Regions from separate parts of the Homo sapiens genome. Here region 1 is linked to region 2. Evidence: chromatin contacts called from ENCODE Hi-C or POLR2A ChIA-PET data. All regions are on one chromosome and are shown on one strand. Each heading gives the region's core, a stretch centred on a gene start or an enhancer-like site at or near the end of the contact. The rest is flanking DNA. Distances are from core to core; before and after follow the strand shown.

What was found. A loop is a pair of places that touch in the nucleus more often than their neighbours do. ChIA-PET counts read pairs that join two places held with the same protein, here RNA polymerase II (POLR2A). Pooled maps may share reads with other maps.
Region 1: a map with no recorded cell type shows a loop between it and region 2 (4-fold over the local background). The contact joins the enhancer-like site here to the promoter of MRPS31 in region 2. A Hi-C loop is called at or near these places in 6 of 37 single-sample maps with no recorded cell type and 9 of 50 pooled maps. POLR2A ChIA-PET finds 5 or more read pairs at or near these places in 2 of 52 experiments (PC-9 and naive thymus-derived CD8-positive, alpha-beta T cell).

The regions. Positions count from the first base shown.
Region 1 is chr13:40,517,332-40,520,031 of GRCh38, reverse strand. No RefSeq gene overlaps it. Among named protein-coding and RNA genes, the nearest start is that of LINC00598, 38 kb to the right of the region's middle. RefSeq lists enhancers at 1,707-1,776, 1,897-2,046, 852-2,051 and a silencer at 2,257-2,456. Within about 2 kb of position 1,316, at least 2 of the 41 ENCODE cell types and tissues checked have a DNase peak (open chromatin) inside an H3K27ac peak, as active enhancers do.
Region 2 is chr13:40,769,841-40,772,540 of GRCh38, reverse strand. MRPS31 (mitochondrial ribosomal protein S31) reads left to right here and starts at 1,351. Exons shown (of 7, transcript NM_005830.4): 1 at 1,351-1,556. The coding sequence starts at 1,405. RefSeq lists an enhancer at 1,293-1,462.

The DNA.
Region 1 (2,700 bases), core at 67-2,566, 250 kb after region 2:
AAAATTTCCATAATAAAAAGTTAAAAAAACCCACATTTTTTCATGTCTGGTTTTAAAACTTTTATTTTACTGGATGGAAGCTAAGAAAATGGGTTGTCTAGCCTAATTTTGAACTTCTGGCAGTATAACTGTCCCAGATTAGGGAAGAGGCACAGCCCAGCCTGCAAAAATGCCCGGCTGGACCTCATGTGATCACACCCATTCGCCACGGCAGGCAGTGTCACCTCCTCTGGGTCTCATGGTGAATAACCGCAGCACGGCTGAGAAGGGTGAGCTGACAGAACAGGTAGGCCTTGGTTCAAACCTGGAGCCCACCTTTCTTTAGCCTCTGTGATCTTACACTTCATGTGAGCTCTCTCAATCTCATTTATAAACTGGGACTTGTTTGAGGGTTAGAAGTGATGCAGAGAAGGTATCTAGTGCATAGTTGATATCCAACACAATGGTAGTCATTATTGATAAAAAGCTGTTTGTTCTCCTCTCCTGGGAAATAGTCCTGCTTTGTCTCCAGGTTGTAGAAGTTTTCCCTGGGAGTTTATCTTGGTCCGGGAGGAACAAGTCCCTATCTCTAGATTTCATTCATGGGGTCCCATGTCACCCTGAACCTTCTACCTTTTAATGCTTGTCTGCAAGTTTATTTATAGTCCATCTTTTGGACTTGGGCTAAGAATTTGTAATATATGTAAAACACGAGGATTTGAGAGGAAGCCTAAAATGTCTCTAAGAAATCTTTTCATTGTTGGGCAGCTCTGGTATTTTTTATTCCTTTGTGATTTGGTGCCCTGAAGCAAACATGGCTAATCAAATAAGAGTCACCTACAGATCCTGATTCCTTGGCCAGGCCTCCATCCCCTAAAATGGGGAAATTGCTCCCTGGTGCTAAGTGGAGGCAAATTAATAATAATAAATTGCATTAATACTTTTCAATAGCATTTTAATTAAACTTTTTTAGTAACAGTATGAAAATCTGCCTTATTCTTTTATATACTATTTTATTAATCTACTCCATGAGCACTTTTTCAGTTTTCAAATGTATGTATTTATCATTTCATTTGATTTATTCTAACAACATGCCTGTGAACTAGAGAGGTGGAAACAGAGAAGGCCAAGGTGAAGGACTTCATTCCAAACATAGGATCTCACTTCCACCCAGAGTGCTGTCCCTTAATTAGACCCAGGTTTTTCTGTGGGCAGATTACAATCTACCCATTGATCTTAAAGTCACGCCAGGTTAATTTCCCAGTTGACAACTGCCACCTGCTCCCTCCCTATGGGAATTTCCCAAGGGGAACGTGGCCAGCCCTGACTCAGCCAGCCCACACCTCGCCTAGACTTCCAGCAGCCACCCTTCACCCACCTTGATCACACTTGAAGGAAATCAAAAGTAACACCTTCTTGGGAAAGGGCTGGGGCCTCTCTCCGGAGATGGTGCTGCCTCCCACTCAGCAGCTGCTGTCTTGTCCATTTAGACTCACAGATGGGGTTGAGTCTCAGAAGCCTCTATGTGGATCAGAACTGGGGTGGGGGAATCTGAGGGAAGAGGCTCATTTCCTGGTGCTCTGTGGGAGTGACAGACTTTGAGTCTTGCAACAATCCTTCACTTCTTTGTTTGAGGATAGCAACAAAGAAAGAAGACAGCACTTGTTCTTCTTCCATGGAGTCCACAATAGGTTTCCGAAGGCAGACATTTTAGCAGATACCCTTTCGTTGTCTAGCAATGCTTCCTTGTCATTACCAGTTTGAGCTGGATATTCATAAGAGCTACCATTTACTGAGCAGAAGCCATGCGCCGGGCACCATGCTGAACGAGACAGTCTGAGCCCCAGGGAATACAGTTGTGAATAAAGCTTTCCTGAAGCTTACAATTTACTGGGTTATGGCTACTGAACAACTGCTTAAGTTGAATGATTAGAAGGGGATGCAGGGTTTAGAAGGGGAAGTCCAGGGTGCTTCAGGAGTCTATAGCTGACATTATTTGATTTAATCCTGACAGTAGCTCTGGGAAGTAGTATCACTATTTCTCATTTTTCAGACAAGACAACCGAGGCTGAGAAGTTTAAGTACATTTCTCATTGAAAGGAAAGTGCTGGGATTTGACTTGGTGAGCTTCTACTCTGTACTCAATGCTCATACACAGAAACAAAACTACTCACCAATGTTGGAACTGTACCTCTTCTGTAAGTTTAAATTTGGACAGATCATTGTTCGATTAGAAGATCAAAGGTTCTTACCTCTATGGAGAGGCTTCAGGGGGTTGTGAAACCCCTGAAACTGTATGCAAATTTCAGTGAGTATCTGCATGTGTCTCCTGGGGAGAAAGTCCCTAGGTCACACCATGTTCTTTGAGGATCAATGACACCAAAATGTTAATAACCACTGCATTGGCTCATGTATTCATGACTGCAGCTGACTTTGTTCTCAGCCCACTCAGCAGGCAGCTGAACAAGCCCAGTGCAAAAAGAGGTTAGTGGGTGTTTGTTGGTCCCCACATTTTTACAAGTTGTCGATGGTGATGGCTGAGGGTCTGTTCACCTCTCAGCCTTGCTCCTTCCCCTCACCTGCCAAGCCGTCTGGTTGGGATAGGTAGGACAGGTGGTGTGGGTCTCTTGTGGGGCACCAAGAGCCTTCTCCCAATATACCTCTCTGAAGGGTCCAGTTGTGCCATAGAAGCCAGTATTTCAGATTTTTAGACATTATATT
Region 2 (2,700 bases), core at 102-2,601:
TGTTGATGTAAACTTTGGAATGCCTTTATGGAATTTTAGGCTAGTGGTTCCCATGTGTCCTATTAGCCAACATTTCCCACCAGATTTATTCTCATCCCCTTCCAAGTTTGGGAACCCCACATCTCTTCTGGGGTCACAGTTCCCTGTTTCATGAGGGACAGGTAAAAGCCAAGTCTCTCTCTTGCATCTTTTCATCCTTTTTTTTTTTTGAGACGGGGTCTCACTCTGTTGCCCAGGCTGGAGTGCAGTGGCACAATCTTGGCTCACTGCAGCTTCCGCCTCCCGGGTTCAAGCTATTCTCCTGCCTCAGCCTCCCGAGTAGCTGGGATTATAGGCACTCGCCACCACGCCAGGTTAATTTTTGCATTTTTAGTAGAGTCAGGGTTTCACTATGTTGACCAGGCTGGTCTTCACCCCTGGCCTCAAGTGATCTGCCCGCCTCGGCTTCCGTAAGTACTGGGATTACAGGTATGAGCCACTGTGCCCCCGGCGTAAATCTTTTTTTCTTTTCTTTTTTGTTTTTTTGAGACAAAGAATCTCGCCCTGTAGCCCAAGCTGGAGTGCAATGGCGCGATCTCGGCTCACTGCAGCCCCCACCTCCCGAGTTCAAGCGCTTCTCCTGCCTCAGCCTCCCCAGTAGCTGGGATTACAGGCGCCCGCCACCACGGCCGGCTAATTGTGTGTGTGTGTGTGTGTGTGTGTTTGTATTTTTTTTTTTTTTTTTTTTTTTTAGTAGAGATGGGGTTTCACCATGTTGGCCAGGCTGGTCTCGCACCCGTGACCTCAAGTGACCCACCCGCCTCGGCCTCCCAAAGTGCTGGGATTACAGGCGTGAGCCACCGTGCCCGGCCATAAAGCTATTTTTGAAAAATGAAACCTATGTCTCATTTTGACTCTACATCAAAAATAAAGACTGAAAGGAAACGCTAATTCATAGGGCAGCAGGTCTTTTAGTAATTTTTTTTAAACCTCTTTGGTGGCCATGGCGCATTTTGAGAACGTGGTGAACGCTGTAGACCCTTCCCCTCCAAACATCGCAAAATATTGTCTGTTAAAGAAGAGACTGATCTCACTGGCACCATCTGTAGTTTTTGCACAACTGGTCACGCCCTCCACTGTCGGGTTCGCCGGTCTGGGACCCGCCTCGGCCAGCGAACCTTTGCTGAACTCTGGCGAGGACTCCGCCTCTAGGACTACAATCGCGGGGTGGGTCGGGTCGCTTGGAGGCAACTGGCTCCGCCCGGCCGCGGGCGAGTCCGGAACACAGTTACCCGCCCCTGTAGCCCACCGGAGCGCAAAGGGGGAGGAAGGCGCCAGGCCGGAAGCGGAAGAGAGGGCGGGGACGTGTTTGGCAGCGGGACGCACCATTTCAGTTGTGTTCTTGGTTCATTTCGTGTCTCGGCGATGTTTCCTAGAGTCTCGACGTTCCTACCTCTTCGCCCCCTTTCCCGCCACCCTTTGTCCTCTGGAAGCCCGGAGACATCAGCGGCTGCGATTATGCTACTCACTGTTCGGCACGGAACAGTCAGGTACCGCAGTTCAGCGCTGTTGGCCCGGTAGGTCCTCAGGCAACCCCGTGCCCCGTCCTGTACATCCTCCGACTTCCTGGGGTCGATGTTACCACCTGCTGGGTCTTAGAAGCTATTGCTTTAAATCTGAGGAAAGAGAAATCCCAGAAAGAAAAGATGACTTGCCCAAGGTCATAGTGTGCGTGAAAACAGAGCTACGATTACAAACCTGGTCGCTGTGCTCTACTACACGCCGCGCCTCATTCCTCTTGTCATCATCTCCTGTCAGTTTACCCAGGTTTTTATCTTTTGCCTCCCAAGATTTATTTGATAGTCTCATTTGTTTTCCTTCATTTATTCTTTAGTTCATTACTGAAAAACTCGAAAAACAGCGTGCCAGTACTGGTTGTAAACCCCAAGTGAGACAGTCCTGCCATCACGGAGCGTGTAGTTCCAGAAAGTAGACAATTCAAGTGCTATGTAGTGAAGTAATAGCTGAGATAGTGTAGGTAAACAGAGTACACTATTCAGCCAACATGAATGAGTACTTGCTGGGATAGCAAATAGGGACACCTAACCATTATAGGGGAGACTCAGGATATCGTTTCTGGAAAAGTCTGACGAAATCTGAAGGAGGACCACTGGTTGAAGTTAGCCAGGAAAAAAGGGAATTGTGGCATACTTGGTTTTGGTATTTATCCTCCGAGAACTTTATTATGAAAACCTAATTCCGCTGCATAAATTCCATGCGTAACACTCAGAAGGCAGTTTGGTTAAGTACAGTGCTGAAGCAGGTTAGTAGCAGTGAAGATGGGAAGGACCAGCTGAATGGAGGAGAAAAATTGCACAGGTAGAATTAAAGGGATGTGACGTCATGGGATAATGGTAGGGTAGTCAGAGATAGCAAAAATTTCAACTGGCTGCGTTGGAGTATTAGGGTATCCTTAATGTTAACAGAAGAATGCGGAGCCAGGCTTGAGAAAGATTTTTCCATATATTATAATTTTTAGAAAACAACAAATACCTGTTTATGTTAGGGGGCCTTTTAATATAGAAAGTGTGAAAAATGGAAAGTCAGTCTGAAAGAGGAGTCTTGAATGTGGTGTTGAAGGTGTTGCATTTGAAGTACTGATGAGCTGCTGTCAGTGGAAACAAACTCAGGTGGGAGGTTAGGTCGAGAGGTTTATTATTT